Regions from separate parts of the Mus musculus genome. Here regions 2 and 3 are each linked to region 1. Evidence: chromatin loops called from intact Hi-C (ENCODE). Cell type or tissue: heart. All regions are shown on one strand. Links, peaks and the distances in the headings refer to the core of each region. The heading gives the core; the rest is flanking DNA.

The links. A loop is a pair of places that touch in the nucleus more often than their neighbours do. Peaks named below come from ENCODE experiments on the same cell type or tissue, not always from the same donor. Only the 100,000 strongest peaks of a DNase experiment are listed, where the experiment ranks them.
Region 2: a loop joins it to region 1, with 2.5 times the contacts of the local background. A loop is called at or near these places in 4 of 42 quality-filtered maps.
Region 3: it touches region 1 in a loop (2.5-fold over the local background); 16 of 42 quality-filtered maps call a loop at or near these places.

Annotation. Positions count from the first base shown.
Region 1 is chr1:89,188,522-89,194,107 of GRCm38, forward strand. No RefSeq gene overlaps it. Among named protein-coding and RNA genes, the nearest start is that of Gm34331, 88 kb to the left of the region's middle. In heart, for the core only: CTCF peaks have their summits at 3,149 (motif pointing left) and 3,369 (motif pointing left); DNase peaks (open chromatin) are centred at 2,290, 2,690 and 3,130; H3K4me3 peaks cover 733 bases; H3K27ac peaks cover 2,329 bases.
Region 2 is chr1:88,913,945-88,919,530 of GRCm38, forward strand. No RefSeq gene overlaps it. Among named protein-coding and RNA genes, the nearest start is that of 1700067G17Rik, 99 kb to the right of the region's middle. In heart, for the core only: no CTCF peak of the experiment used is centred there; a DNase peak (open chromatin) is centred at 2,907.
Region 3 is chr1:89,085,297-89,090,882 of GRCm38, forward strand. The region is part of intron 1 of Sh3bp4 (SH3-domain binding protein 4); the gene reads left to right. Among named protein-coding and RNA genes, the nearest start is that of Gm34331, 15 kb to the right of the region's middle. In heart, for the core only: no CTCF peak of the experiment used is centred there; a DNase peak (open chromatin) is centred at 3,065; H3K27ac peaks cover 1,228 bases.

The sequences.
Region 1 (5,586 bases), core at 2,023-4,522:
TCTGCTATCTGTCTGGAATACAGAATGTGGCTGTCAGCCAGCCTGGCGGTACAGGTCTATCACCCCAGCAATTTGAGAAACTGGGATAGGAGGACCGCAAGTTCAAAACCAGCCTGGGTTACAGGACAAGTTCAAGGCCAGCCTGGACAGCTGCTGGAGACCTGGTCTTCAGATTTAAAAAGGGGAGAAGAGGATGGGATGACCGGTTTTATGTCAACTTGACACACGTTAGAGTCATTTTAGAAGAAGGAAGAGCCACTAAGAAAATGCCTCCAGCACACTGGCCTGTTGGCAAGCCTGTGATGTGTTTTGTTTGTTTGTTTGTTTGTTTGTTTTGGCGGGGTTTTTTTGATTGACAACTGAATTGGGAGGGCCCAGCTCATTGTGGGTGGTGCCAGTCCTGAGCAGGTGATCCTAGGTTATATAAGTAGGCTGAGCAAGCCAGTAAGTAGCATTCTTCTATGACCTTTGCACTAGCTTCTACATCCAGGTTTATGTTTTGATTTCCTGCCCTGACTTCCCTGAATGATGAACTACAAGCTGTAAGCGGAAATAAATCTTTTCCTCCTTACGTTGTTTTTGGGCACAGCAACAGGAAAGTTAAATAGGACAGAGAGGTAGGAATATAATTTATCAATAAAGCACTTGCCTCAAACTCTCTGTGCTGTAGGTTCAATCTCTAATACTTATGTAAATAATGAAAAATAAAAATAAGAATATAAACTGACATTAGAAGTGGCCTGTTAGTAATCAGGCACCTCCTTGGCCAGCCCAAAAAGGACCCTGCGACAATGTTAGCAATCAGGCACCTTCCTAGGCAGCCCCTGAGGGACTTGGAACAATAAGACGCGTCATCACTAGCTGCCCAGAGGCGACACATTTCCACTGTTGACCCTGTCACATGTCCTCCTGCACATGCCCTATGCTCCACCCCTCCCCTCCCCCTCCAGGCAGCATCTGTACCGCTGTCTTTTAATAAGCCTCCATATGAGACCTGCCACTTAGTTCCATCTTGACCAATCCCAGATCCCAAGTTCAAGTGTCATGATTGACAGCATTCTGTCTAAACTCCACCTCACAGTTACCTGGCTAGCCAGGTAGACCTGACCCACAAAAAAGGGGCTGATTGCCCCATTCTTCCTCTCATTCTTGTTGTCTCTTGTTTCTTTGCTTCCCTCCCCTCCCCCCCCCAACACCTCCACACCCCACGTGCTCATGGCCGGCCTCTTCTCCTCTACTGCTCTCTCTCTTTGCCTTTCTCTGCCTCTACTACCCTCTTAACTCCCCTCTGCATGCCCTGAATAAACTCTATTTTATACTATACCTTTGTGTGGCTGGTCCCCCAGCGGGGAGGGATGCCTTGGTATGGGCCTGTAGAGACACTCCCTTCCCCTCCATACTGCATCACACTTCCATAGAACATATTCCCTTCTCTTTATATTTTTTATAAACACATCAATAATTTCAGCTCTTGGGAGAAATTGACATCTTGTGTGTACTCCACAACATCTAAGAGAAAGTCCCCAGTTCTCAGGCTCTGTGGGGCAGGTGACATACCTACCACAGCCAGAGGACAAGCCTATTTTGTACAAGAAGCCAGCACCAACCTTAGTGTAAAAGGCAGTTTAAGGAGTCTGTTATGGGCCACCGAGGAAGATGCCCTATCACATAAAACCTTCAATCCATTCTATCCAGCCTAACACAGTTCACATGTCAGGGCTACCCACACATGGTTTCTCAGAAAGGGAAGCCACATTTCCAGCCGTCACATTGAACTAAGATTGTTTAAGGAGCTGAGACAAACCTCTGGATTAGCTTTATGTATCCAGAAAATTAAATTAACTAAAGCGTTGGCCCCCAAGGCAGCCGGAGAATCCGTTTCATTTTGTAAATCCAGATCTCCAAAAGCCAAAATGCATGCTCTGTGAATGGGGCCCCATGACTCTCTTCCAATCCCTTAAGCTTTCTAAAATCATTATGTATTATGCTGATAAAATAATTTACCCAGGGCTAGTTCACGGTGGAATGGTATCTCAGTGCACAGTCATTTTCTTAGACTAAAGTACCATTTCTCCTTAACGACAACGCAGCAGCGGAGGCAAATGTATTTGGAGTAATTCATTATCCTCCCTACAGTCCGGGAGATTTGCTCAAGGGGTCTTTGGCTCAAGGTCAGGTGACTGAGACCCGAGAATTGCAGAGGGAACCAAGTCAGCCATGAGGTAAAGCATCAAAGCAGAGCCTTGGAGATAAGGGGACAGGAAAGGGGGCTTCTTGTGTACAAAATTCCTTGGGAAGGATTTCCCGTCTTGTAAGAGCATTTATGCAGCTAGGTCTCAGCGTCACACCATGTTGAATAAATAAACCGGCCTCGGAACATCTGCTTCCTGGATTTGGAACTTATTATTGACTTAATCCCATAGTTTGGCCCAGGGGTGTTTTTTTTTTTTTTTTTTTATTAATTAAAAGCGGAAGTCCATATTTTTTTCACCATGGAATTTCCAAATCATCAAAGTACAAGACAGAAGTTTCTAGAATGGCTTTGATTCTTACCCTCCCCCTCCCCCTCCCCTCCCCCTCCCCCTCCCCCTCCCCTCCCCCAGGGCATTCAGCACTGAAAGAGACCAGAGGTCACTCAGGGGAGGAGGGATCCAGAGCCAACAGGTTGAGACTAGAAGAGAGGTGGGGGCGGCTATGGGCAAGTTCAGTTTTATAGAGGCTTAGAAGGTGAAGGTTTCTGGACGCCTTGGAGACTAGCTACTGCCTTGGCCGCTGGGGAGGAGGCTGATAAGCTGAAATCACATTCCAAGCATGCCATTCCAGAAGGAGGGTAAGAGTGCTCAGCAAAGTCAGCTTCAAAGAGGGGTCTGCATCTTATCTCAGTGAGAAATTGCTGAGACTTGAAGAACCACTAAAGGCCAGTGCCCTTACAGATTTCTCTGTCAAAATTTCTATCCGAAATGACGTCAAGATTGCACTAAGAGAACCGCAGTGACCCGCTGTGGAAAGCAGATTGCAGGGTTGGAAAGATTAAGAACACTTACTTCGCGCTCTTGGAGAGGACCCCAGCGGATTTCCACTGTGAGTCACAAACATTTCTAACCCCAGCTCAGAGGGATCTGGCGCCCTCTTCTGACCTTTGCAGGCACTGCATGCACATAGTCCACTTAATGCACTCAAATATGAATACAGGACTGGAGAGAGGGCTCAGTAGTTAAGAACATTGACTCTTCTTTCAGACAACCTAGGTTTAATTCCATCACCCACATGGCAGCTCAAAACTGCCGGAAAACTCCAGGTCCATGGGACCTGACTCCCTCTACTGGCCTCTTTGGGTACTAAGCAGGAAAGCTGTGCAAACATACAGGTGGGCAAACACACACACACACACACACACATCCTCATAAAATGAATAAACCTTAAAAGAAAATGGATGTCATGTCAGCAGACTCTAGGGTGTTCTAGAACACCCTGTGACAGCAGCCAAATGGTGTGGAGTCCCCTCCTCTAAAGGGACAAGAGAGACAAGACAGAGAGCACCTTTCCAGGTCAGATGTTCTGTGAGATACCGTATCTAGGTGACCTTGAATCCACGGCTCCATAGTGTCAACAGGTGACCACATGGCTGGGCCTCGAGAAAGTTCTGTATGAACTGCAGGTGAGCCTGGGAGAAAGATCTGCCTTCAAGCCGGGGAACCTTGGTTGGCCTTCAAAGCAAGGTTAAATCAAGAAATCTGTTCTGCCCTCAAAGATATTGCCACCTGAATTTTCCTCTCCTAGAAGACTCTAAAACACCAGATCCTCTCTGAGAGGCTACACACTTCTTCCAGGAACTCTCCAGAGCAGAGTTGAGCAGGAGGTGTCTGCGGCAGGGTTTGCCTGCAGCTAGACGTCTCTCTGCCTTTCACAGCTGATAAGGCTGGAAAATCTAATCAAGACATTTTAAGTAGCAAGAAAGGAAGGAAGTCCCAGACACTCCTACTTGGGACCTGACTCTCAGCAGCTAAGATAAGAGAGTCAACCAGTCCCACCGAGGCAGGGTCTATGGGGATCAGGGCTTCTGTTCAAGGCTGGAGCTGGGTGAAGTCGGCAAAGAAATGTACAGCAAGCATTCGCCTGAGGAAGTAGCTTATGAACAGTCTCCCAGTCAGAAAGTGATGGGGCCCCAGGGCACTGGTGGAAGCCAGAAGGGTGGATCACCTGCCAGCCAATCAGACAAGGAAGACTCTGCACTGGTGTCAGTCTGGGTCCCTCGCTGATGTGCTTGAACTGTGGGAATCCAAGTACTCGCCTCTCCCGTCCCCTCTCTGCCTGTGTTAATGACTGCTTGCTTGCCTAGGGTCATTGCTCCTCCATGAACCACCCATCTACTAGACCTTTGACGTTCTTCCCAGCTTTTCCTGCTTTTTAAAGGATACAAATCATGGGATCCCCAACACCCCAAGTAGCACACATTGTACTCATGAAACATGAGCATAGCCACTAGGCACTCACCGGACTCAGAGACCACAAGTGCAGTTCCTCCCTCCGCCATAAGGTGGCAGTGTTTTAAATCCAGCCTCTCATCGGAGGCCTCTGGTCCACCAAGATGCTTAGATCTGGATTTGGGCCCCACAGCTTCTTGGGAATAAGGAACTAGATCGTCTTCTAAGAAATATTTGTTTCTTTCTATGTTTCTTTGCTTCTTTCTTTTCCTTACATCCGTTGCTACTTTGTTTGTTTGTTTGTTTGTTTGAGATAAGCTCTCAAACTGGCCTTGACCCCATTAATGAGGAATCCATGGGCCTCACCTCTCAAAAGTTGAGACTAGGGGCTGGTGAGATGGCTCAGCCAAAAAGAGCACCCGACTGCTCTTCCAAAGGTCCTGAGTTCAAATCCCAGCAACCACATGGTGGCTCGCAACCATCCATAAGGAGATCTGACTCCCTCTTCTGGAGTGTCTAAAGATAGATACAGTGTACTTACATATAACAAATAAAAAAATCTTAAAAAAAAAGTTGAGACTAGAGGTATGTGCCACCACACCCAGCTATCTAAGCGACATTTCAAGATTTCCAGAGGTCCTAAGCTGCCTAGGAATTTGCATTTTTTAACGAATCCTTTAAGTGATTTCTAAATAAAATCAGTCTCCAATGCAGGAATCAAGCAGCACCCACACACACCTCAAGAAGTCGAGTTTTATGAAAGTGAACAGCTTTCAACTCCAAATAGCAGCGAGAGAGTGGGCGGCTGGAGGAGGGGCAGCTGCTGACGATGAGGAAAGGGGGAGGGGTCTCCATGGAGAAGTTGACATTCATAAAACAGTGCTTTAAGCAAATGAAACTTGCCTGAGAAGTAAGTCAATGATCCAAAAGAGAAGACAGAAAAGTTACAGTCCAACTCTACACCCCAACCCCACCCCTGCAAAGCACATCCCACCACCCGTCTCCTCGTACAGCTGGAATCTATTTAGAAGATAATGGGGGAGATATTTTACAGGTCTTGATCCATTTAGAAATAACAGATTCATTAAATTATCACCAGGCTCCATCAACTCTTCCCCTGAACCCCCTGCAGGCAGAATACCTCCCACCAATGTCCTCACCA
Region 2 (5,586 bases), core at 1,594-4,093, 280 kb before region 1:
TCCAAAGAATTAGTTCCATCTTATGAGATGGATATTCAGACGAATTAGAGATTCTTAACATGGCAGTATATATTGCACCATGTTATACAGATTGAACATCATTAATAAAAAAATACAAAATCTACAATGTTCCTAGCTTTTGGGGTGCTAATTTAGCAATACAAGTGGAAAACTACATAAAGCTCAAGCAGATCTCTGTCAAAGCAGAGGCCCACTGCATATGTGTAAAAGTAACTTTTATTCCCCAGATGTAATTGTTGTCTTGGAGGTTTACTATTGAATAATCTCACCCTTTCTAGCTCTTTCTGAACACTGGCTGGCTGGTTCAACTAAGTCAGTTGTTCTGGCCCAAATTCCTCTCTAAGCTGACTGATTCAAACTGGCTTCTCTGAGCTTCTGACTGAATTGTTCTGCTTAGCCTCAAACTAACTCTGACAATCTGTTCCAATCTTTGGCTGTTTCTCATTCTCTCTTTCTCTCTCTCTTTCTGTCTTCATCAGCAACCGTCTCTGTAAAATTGTCCTGGTTAAAACTGCCTCCTCTCAACTCTTCTGCTCTGAGCTGAGAAGTCTAGCTGCACTCAACTTGATTTCACTGAACAAAACTGCTCAGAACTAAACTGAATTGAATTCTGTCTCCCTCATTTTTCTTTAAGCCACCTCGATTTCCTCTCTGGTCTCTCCTATCTCTGACTCATTCTGTCAAATCTTTCTCTGATTCATCATTTTTGTCTGCCCTTCAGTTAGATGTCATTGTCTGGGATCAAAGATGTGTATCTATATTCCAGACAGAGGGATCAAAGGTGAGTCTACTATCCAGCCAGAGCATATTTTTGGATGTCATCCCTTGCCAGAGTAGCCATGTTGATAGATTAAAATTCCTTTACACATATACCATATAATAACACCCTCAGGCTGTGCACATGAAGTATATATGAAACAGAAATAAAGTCTGTGTCAAGGCTCTGGTCCCATTTCCATGATACCTCACATCTGGACTAAACTCCAAATAAATCCAAAGCCCCAAACTTCTGTTTCCCATGTTTCAGAAAGGGGATAGCTATTTGTATTATCTGTGGTGTATGTGTGTATGTGCATATGTGCATGTGTGTGTGTGCATATGTGCACGTGTGTATGTGTAGTGTTGTATACATGTGTGTATGGTGTGTATGGTATGTATTGTGTGTATATGCGTGTGTGTACTTGTGTGTTGTGCATATGTGTATGTTTATGTATGTGTACATGATGTGTAACATTAACATATAACATTAGCAAAACAAGCAGACAAATAAAAATTGATATATTAAATTAATTTGTATTGCAGCTATAGCAGGATATACACTTGATATATTTTAGTTTTTAAATTTAAACTTGAACTTTTTAAAATTAAACTTGAAACATAACCTTTAGACTGTAAATACTTGCCTTCTATGGTATCTTGGTACCTTTTGTCTAAGAGTGCACATTTTCCTGTGTTTGGCCATTACTATCTTTGCTTCCTCCTTTCTTTCTTTTTATTCATATGATGGTTATTCATTATTCAACTTTTACAAATTGTTTCCCACTTGCTCCAGGATATTTGCCAGTTTAGGGGACTCTGAAGAGGAACTTCAGCTTCAGAGACACGGCTTTCACTTAGACAGGGAGAACACCAGTGGGTGGCATCTGGACACAACAGGTCAGTGACTGTTTATGACTGTATCAAGGAGTTGAGTTTCTTCATATATCATGGAGTTGACTGTTCTCCGGGTATTATAAAGGTGACTGTTATCTGGGTGGACTGGTCAGTGTTCTCTAGAGTAACAAAACTTATAGAATGAATATGTTCATTACTAGATAGGTAGATAGATGATAGATAGATAGATAGATAGATAGATAGATAGATAGATAGATAGATAATTTATTAGAGTGATTTACAGGCTGCAAACCAGTTAATCCAACAATGTCTGGCAGTAAATGGAAAGTCCAAGAATCCAGTAGTTCCTCAGTCTGTGAGTTTGGACGTCTCAGATGGTTTTCTGAACACACTGGAATTCTGAAGTAGACTCTAACACCAGTGATGAAATTGACTTCTTAGCAAGGCAAGAGCAAGCAGGCAAAGAGCAAAAGCTTTTGTTCCTTCATGTTCTGCTTTCAGAAGAAGGTGGGTCCCAGATTAAAGGTATGCCTGCCTCAAAATCTGGATTAAAGGTATATGTCTTTCTACATAAAAGGTCTGGATTAGAAATGAATCTACTTACTTCAAATTAAGCAAAAAAAAAAAAAAATCCCTCAGAGGTGTGCCCTCAATTGTAGGATTTTTGTTCATTCCAGATGTAGACAAGTTGACAACCAAGAAGAGCCTTCATACCAGGTGTCATGGAGATGACTATTGTCTGAGGATCATGAAGTTGGTGATTCTCCAGGCCTCACAGAATCCAGAATATTCCTTCCTTCAGGCTGAAGTGAAGTTCCTTTAAAACACAGCATGCTTACAGATTTGATTTATTCTATTACCATCTAGATTCATATTAAGTAAGTTATGTTAATTAGCCCTGAACAGAATTTCAGAGCACACAGAGAATGGCAATGTTTTATTATTGGAGAGAAAGAATCGGGACAAGTTTTTAAAATATCAAATTAGTGATTAAGTAAATGAACAGAGTCTTAGGATTCCAGAAATAGCCTGAGCAGATGGAGTCCTCTTTAGATCTTAGTGCTTTTGTATTGTACTTTCTTTAAAGCTGAGCCTTTCATGCTAGAGAATGCTGGTCCTTGTTCAAGCAGACCACATCCAGCCCCCGCAGAGTTTGCTTTACTGAAGAGCTTCAGCCCTGCCCTCCAGGACCTGAGAGCTTTGCCTGGTGGAATCCTGGGAACTGCCCTTTCCAAGACCTCTAGGGGTTCTGAGACTCAGCCAAAGCAGAGGCCCCAGATGGAGGGAGCAACTCAGGACATCAGGCTCTGGGGAGCTGCATAACTGGCTGCCATCATCACAGTATAATGCCGCATGGCCTCAGAGCTGTGGTCTTCTCCCACCTTCCAAGAACTCTGAGCGGCCTCTACATTTCTGCTCTCATAAATGATTAAATGTGGCTGTCCTACAGCCATGAGTATTGTTCAGCCCATACTGGGGGAAGACAGATTCTAGGAGTTCACACCTAGATGTAGCTCATATGGGAACTGACATAATATGACAACATAACATAGCAGATGTGGGGTGTCTTTGTTTCTAGAGGCCAAAGTCTGCGAGTAAGGTATCACAGGGCTAGCTTCTTCTAGGACAGTGAGGGAAGGATGTGTTGTAGGCCTCTATCCTTGGCTTATAAAAGGTTGTCTTCTCCATTCTTCCACCCATATACTTACCTATCTACCTAGCTATCTATCAATCCATCCATCCATCCACCTATCAATTCTTTCTTTCTTATACCAATTTTTCAAATATTTACTGAGGACCCGGCCAGTATCCACAAGGCATCATCCTAAGTACTAAAACCACAGCATGATGAGAAGAAATGCCCTACCCTTAGGATGCATGCACTCTCAGAGGTTAAACAAAAGCATACACAGATAGTTGTTCCATGCATAAAGTGCTGAGTTAGAGATGGAGGCGGTGCATTGGGAAGGATCAGCACTAGCGACACTTAGCTGTATGTTCATTATATGGAGTATTTTACACAGAATGCCTCCTTGAGTCATCAAAGCAGTCGTGTGATGTGTGCATCACTGTCACCACTCTCCTCACTTTATAGGTGAGACATCCAACAGCAGGAGCAAGCCAGGGCTTGATCCCAGAAGGTGCCTGAGAGACAGGAAGCCAGGAAGTGGGAGTTGGCAGGAAACAGGAAGATAAACTATAGTCGGGGAGGGTTCTTCCTAGCCTCACAACAAGGAGACCAGCCCTGGTCCTCAAAGTTCATTCAGAATGACACCCAGAAGGTGGGGAACTTGTCTTCTGTTGAAAGGGACTCAGTTGATGGATAGAGAGACTAAAGTTGGGTATATTGATTGGTAGATAGATGAATGGCTTAATTGGTAGATGAACAGAGGAATGAAAAGATAATGAATTTACTTTACATTCCACACTGGGACCATCGAGAGCTTTGGGTTAAAAAAATCTCAAATGGATTTTGGGCCTAATGTTACTCATCTATAAATGTCTAAAGACTACAGAAGTCTTTGGAAGTTAATGCTTTAGTAAACAAATGTTGAGCTTCAGAAATGCTAATTTGCTGTGTACCCTTCTATATTGATAGTGTCTTTTAAAGGACTTTTAAAGAAACTCATAGGCAGGGGTGGTGATGCATTTCTGCAATCCTGACTGGAAGCTCAGGTAAAAGAATTTTGAGTTCAAGTCCAGCAAGAACATGTCTCAAAAGACTATACAACAGGGAGAAAAAGAGGTTACAGGCACACAATGACCTTTTAAGGTGCAAATGTTACAGTTGCCCAAACCACAAAATTTACATTTTACTTCTTGTAACAGTATTACTTAACACTTGGTTTTCACATGATGGCAAAAACTGAATTACCTTTAAACTCATCTAAACAAACAAACAGATTTCAAGACAAAATAGTAGAAAACATCCCATTTTACTACAATCTACTATCAGTATCTCTGGTGTCATGTACCATGTGGCTGGGTTATGATGCCCAGTTTGGTCAAGCTCCATAGATCCTGCTGGTAAGGTGTTTTGTAGATATAATCAACAATGTGGATGACTTGTCTCCATTACAGGCTGGGCCTCGTCTCTCATCAGTTGAAATCCTTCTGAGACAAACCTGAGGTCTCTAAGGGGAGGAGAATCCCCCTCCCGACAGCTGCCTCGGGCTGGGCTACAACATTGTCATGTTTAGATTTCTATTGTGTGATAAAATACAATGACCAAAAGCAACTTGGGGTTTGAATGAGAATGGCCCTCATAAGCTCATCCATTTGACTGTTCGGTTCCAGTTAATGGAATTGTTTTGGAAGGATTAGGAGGTGTGACCTTGTTGGAAGTGGTGTATGATTGGGGGTGGGTTTTGAGGCTTCAAAAGTCCACACCAGGCCAAGCATCTCTCATTTTCTCTTGCTGCCTATGGATCAGGATGTAAAGCTCTCAGCTACTTCTCCAGCTCTGTGCTTGCCTGTGTGCAGCCATGCTGCCAGCCATAATAACCATGGACTAACCCTCAAAAACCTTAAGCAAGCCCCCCGTTAAATTCTTGCTTTTATGAGAGTTGCCTTGGTCATGGTGTCTCTTCACAGCAATAGAAAGGAAACAGAGACCTGCATCATCCAGGGAAACCAAGGCAGAAACTCAAGGCAGGAACAGGAACCTAGAGGCAAGAACTGATACAGGGGCCAGAGTTGCTTATGGGCTTGCTCCCTCGTGGTTTGCTCAGCCAGCTCCAGAGGTGATATTACCCACATTTGGACCTCAAACATCAATCATTGATTGAGAAACTGCTCCACAGGCTTGATTATAGGCCTGTAATTATAACCTGTATTTTCCTGTAGTAATTATTGTCTCCAAGGGTTACTGCCTCAGTCTGCTAACCTAGGTCTCATCCTAGAAGCTTATAGACTCTGTACAACCTAATCTAGGCTTGAAATGTTTCAGCC
Region 3 (5,586 bases), core at 1,594-4,093, 100 kb before region 1:
TAGCACACAGAGGCTTTCCAGCATCTCACCTCTAGCCTGCCTTCCCCGCAGCCTCTGTACTGACACGACTTTTCATGGAAGGTGGGAGGGAACAAGCTTCTTCCCACCATTGCTACCTGGAGCCACTTGCAGATTAGGACTTCGGTATTTCTCTGTTGAGACGGACTGGATCTCATAGAGCTCAACTCACCAAGTAGCTGGGGGCGTCCTTGAACTCCTGACTCTTCTGCATCAACCTCCCAAATGCTGTAATTTCAGGCCTGAACTATTGTTTAGGGCCAACACGCATGGTATGGCAGCAAACAGCACATGAAACATGTCGAGGTGGAGGTTTAGACCTGAGATCGGGTTGCCTAAGGCTCTTCATGACTTGAGCCCAGTGGGAATGCTGCCTTTGTTTGAGTAATCTAAACTCACTATAGACAACTTAGAAAACATAAATCAGAGAAGAAATTGATAATCTATAGCTATTGCCATGAGATAAATCGCACAGGCATTATTTTCAAAGTGGTGTCCTTTGTTGCCAGTTTTGCAGCCTGCCATTTTTTGCTGGCCAGGGCACAAGGACAACATCCACCAGTGGACACCAAGGTCACCCACAGGCCATCCAGTTGTGCAGGTGTTCTGGAGATATCACTTTCTGAGCGTCTATCTCCAAGACTCTTCGTTGACTTAGAACATGAGGTTGCCTGCTCTGTGCGTTCTGGGTAGTAACAGTTTCAACCCGCCCTTCCTCTTCAAGATTGGAATAGCCACAGAGCTGTCTTCACAGAGGCAGAATCTTGACCTAAGCCACACCACATTTCTGGGGAAGACGGACGCCTCCTGCCCTTGGTTGGACAGCCAGGCTCATCATCATGCCTTCTAGTTGCCCTGCCCTCCTTTCTCAGCCTGGGGGCTAGGGACCACATTGCAGACAGAAACTGTATCCCTGAGTGCTTTCCCAGATCAACTGGGGCTTCAGATTTCAGCAGCTTCTTGACAGCCTGGGGGACACACAGCTATAAGATGAAGAATATTCAAGGTCCCATCCCTGGTTGTGTGGGACCCTTATGGGAACACAGGGAACTGTGAGGGATTTTTAGCTTTTGTCTTAGGGATGGGTTGGTGCAGCCCCACAGAAATTTGGTGATTGTGGGGTGGGGGTGGGGTGGGGTGGGGTGGGGGTTCTATTTCTTGCTGTGTTTTATGGTGTCGCTGGGCTGTTGCTCAGAGCCCAGGCTAGTGGCAAGTTTCAGAACATGTGAAAAGCGTGGGGCCTGTCCTTCCTCAGATTGTCCCCTGGCTAGTGCTGAGGAGACAGGGAACCTGAGCTGGCCTGCATCTCCCTGAGGTTATGTTTCACTACCACAGGCCCCGCCTGTTCATGACATAGGCCAATTTGTAATGGGGATGGCGATTAGTAACGGGGCTCATAAGAAAGCACCCCGATTAGAAGTGCTGTGGAGTGTGCCTGGCACGAGCCGTGGTCCTGCCCCTTGGAGCCAGCTGTGCCCAGTCTTACAAACAGCTGCCTTTTTCAGGGGGCCTAGGAACTGGCAAGAGAAGCTGTGAGCCTGCAGAGGCAGTGGTGTATGAGGGGGACTGGAGTATCCCCAAGGGTGAGTGTGTGCACAGAGCTCTTAGGAAGGCAGGTGTCACTGAGGGTTGGATTGTTATCACAAAATGGAATTGGTTCCTTTCCTCAGTGGCAGCTGCCAGGCGGCTTGTGGGTCTCCGGGCTCTGCCTCTCTCCTACTATCATCCTTCTGCAAGGCCCAGAGCCTTTCAGCCCCCACTGAAGTGCACAGCAGTTGCACATGAGCCCCTGAGCATGGTGTCCTTTCCCTCCCACACTTGGAACACATCGCCACCAGGCTTTCATCGATTGCCTGGGGACTCTAAATCTAGAGTCTGACCAGCAAGGCATCAGTAACCAAGACACTAAGCAATTTGCCCAAGCTTCAAGAGTCAGCAATGGGGCACAGGTAGTTTGTCCTGGAGCCATGAGATCTGAGAGATCCTGCTACCCGAGTCATCCTAGCTGCTGTGCCTGCGTGTGTGTCTGTTCTCCCTCCTCGATTTCCTGTCGTCTTGAGCACAGACCCCAGAGAAGTTGGTCTCGGAACCCTGAGCCGCCTTCTTACAGCCAAGGGGCCTAAAGCAGAGTCCAGGGCCTGATATGATATAGTCAGTGGTTGGCTGTGTCTTCTAATGGTTAGCGTACCAATTTAGCCCTGTAAAGAATCCCTGCAGACTTAAAGCCCCACTGTCAGGTGAGCACATCTGTCACTAGGAGTGACTGTCTCGGGCTGAGTGTAGGACAAATCGTGACTAGTTTGTCAGTGGTATACACTGTCTGGAACCACCAGGGAAGAGCGTCTTGATGGGTCTGGAAGAGAGATTCCGTTGGATCTGGTTAGTTTGTGGGCATGTCTGTGGGTGATGTCTCAGTTGCCTTAATTGATGAGAAGACAACCTAGTGTGGGCCCTAGACTGTAAAAGAGTGGAGAAAGCTAGGTGAGTACTAAGCACGCATATATTTATTCCTCTTGGCTCTTGATTGGGGATGTGGTGGGGCTTGCTGCTTCACATTCCTGCTGCTTTGACTTCGCTGCTATGATGGAGCTTCTAAGCAATGCACGGGTTATTCATTATTATTATTGTTGCTGTTGTTGTTACTGTTATTATATTTATATCCAGTATTATCCAGTATTACCCACTTGACTAGGTTGGCATAAAGATTCTGGGGAAGGCAGGTGGTAGTCAAGCCCCTCTTTTAGTTGTCCCACGATAAGCACAGATAACACCTTAAGACATTTTTTCCTGCCACTCTCACTGAGGCTTCAGCGAGCTTACTGACCACTCTTTTACTACCTCAACCTCAAGAGCATCCAGATGTCAGGGCAGATGTGTGGGAACGAAAGGCCTCACACATTACTTACTGCCTGCAGTTAAGCCGGGACTTCCCGCCTCTGGATTTGTGCTTCCTGTTGCAGAATGCACGTGGGGGCTGCGTCTTGGGCCTCTCTTGCTGGCAGTGGCACAGGAGCATCTGTGAGCGGAAAGGGATAGGAGCCAGAGAGGGGACGGGGGCCTGAAAGATGCTGGCCAGGTGCCCACAGTCCACCTAGCAATGCTCAACCCTGCCGACAGTCTGGTGTGATGACAGCAGACGTTCCCGTGTGATGATCCTGCCAGTGCTACATAACCCCATAGGACTATCCCAAGACAACTCCCAGCAGCAAAGCAGCTTTTAAAGCACCTGGCTGGTCCTCAGAACTGTCAAGATCACCTAACAGAAATGCATGGGGAAATTACACAGTCAAGACAGCGAGATGATGTGTGATGTCCCTGGAGCAGGTGAAAGGACCAGAGGGAGGCAGTAAGTGGGGAGGTCCAGCATCTCCATTCTCTGCGGAGCGATGCTCAGCCAGCTGGGCCTCCCTCCTCTTCCCATCAGCAGCCTCTTTGTTCAGTCCTGACCTGGACATTTAGAGGTGAGCTAAATGTCCCAGCTAGCTGTGGTGGAGCTTCTAAGCAGCGTAGGGATTATCTCTTTGCAGAGTGAACCTGAGAGAGGGAGGAGGGTGCTGAAGACAATGGGCCATTAATAAACTGCTCAGAAATTCAGAGCCCAGGGCACCTGGCCTTGGAGTGAATTGGCAGGTGTACTGGGAACCTTGTCACGGTCCTAGCTAATCCTGCCAGTGACTTGGGGGAGGGAGGGTGGAAAGTGGGATGGGATTAGCTCTTCCTGCAAAGTTGACTGGCTAAACTTTGCCCAGGTACTGAGTCACATCAAGGCACCTGTTCAATTAGATGGGCTTAGTCAGTGTACAGAGTGATCCCAGGTCTTGGGAGTAAGCATTTATGTGTGCCCTCCCCCGTGTGTCTGTGTGTGTGTATATATATATGTGTGTCTGTGGGGGGAGGGGAGGGAGGGGAGGAAGGAAGGAAGAGAGGAGAGGACCTTGTACTTAAGTTTCCAGTTTTAGGAAGAGGGCTTTCTTCCAGGGCCCAGCGTACACATGCTGGATCCCCCTAGCCCATCACTTCTCAGAGCTTGCTTGCCTGCCCAGAACTGACCTAGTGATGATATAAGATTGCATCCTTTAGCCCAGCAGGTCTGGGATGGGGGACAGCTGCAGGCACTGACTTTGGATTGTGCAGAGTTCTGGATACCTCTCAGGTGTTCCCTATCCACAGCAACCTTGTGAGGTGGTGACAGAGCTGAAGAATTGAGGGTGAGCAGACCTGTGGCTTGTGGGAGGCTCTGTAGGACACTGTGGTACTGGGTTCCGATCCTGGACCGTCTGTGGTCTGTTCCGACTTCTGCATCTGAAAGCTTCTCGGAGAACAGGCGGCAGACAGCCTATAGCTTCCACATTCACGATGGTATCTTTGTTGGATGAGGACTAGTCAGGGTAGCTAGCCACCTCTCTTGGGCCTCTGGGATTTTACAGTTGCTGGTGAATGGGTGGACACCCTGAAGGCCTTCCTGTGGCTTTCTTGGTATACACAGGGTGCTGTTCAGTGCTTGTGGTCCTCAGAGGCACCGAAGTTGATAGCCAGATTTGTCAAGCCCCGGCCCACCTTCTTTCCTAAGCACTGTTCTCCTCGGACCATGCTGTTTTGTCCTGGCTGCACCCTAACTTCATATCACCCCACTCCCACCCCTGCAGGCTTCCTCCAGAGTCCCGACATCACATTTTCCGTTTTCTTCCTCATGCCAACACACAGCTCTCTGAGCTTACTGAAGTGTACATTTGAGGTCTTATCTGTTAGACACAGCCCCCCACACTCACGTCACTTACGTGGTATGCGCCCTAGGAAGAACCTGGAGGTTTGTGGAGCACTTTCAAAAAAAAAACAAACAAACAAAAACGAAGGCCTGAGTATAGTGGTGGAGACTTGAAGGAGTTTCACTCCCTGGGCTGCCATGCACTGTGGTCACAGACATGTAGTGTCCCAGCTAACCCGTAGCAGTTCCTCCTCTGATTCTTCTGTTTGTACACACCCTTCTTCAACGCACACACAAGTGTTTAACTCCCAAGACCTGGGCTCGCTCTGTATGCCGACTAACCCCATCTGACTTAGCAGGTGCTTTGATGCGCCTCCCTTTGTGAAAAACCACAAGGACCGCGTTCACCTGTTCGTTGGCTCAGCTAGTATCTGAGGTGTGAGGGGCAGACACAAATGCCCCTCTGAGCCCCCCACCAGACCCCGGGCCCCTTCACAGAGGCTCAAGTCATCCGGTTCATGCGACACTCCGTGGTGAACCCTCCTAGCCTCCTTCCTCATTGCAGACTGGTGTCTCTCCTCGAGCCTGTTTTGGGAGTGTTTGATTGGACACTCTTACACACAGAATGCAGCTTTGTGTGACTCCTAGCTTCCGGCAGTCAACTGGTGTTTTCAGTTGCCAGAGATGCACAGACACCCCAACAAGAAGATGCTTCAGGGTCCAAGCGAGTCTTATAGCTGTGGCGCCTGTAGTTAAGACAGGTGGGGCGATCCTTGAGTACACTCACCCCACCTGGGAGGAGCAACCTCGCCTCAGAGAAGAATCCGAGGCCGCTGTTGAGGTTTAGCAAGGAGGGCAAAGAG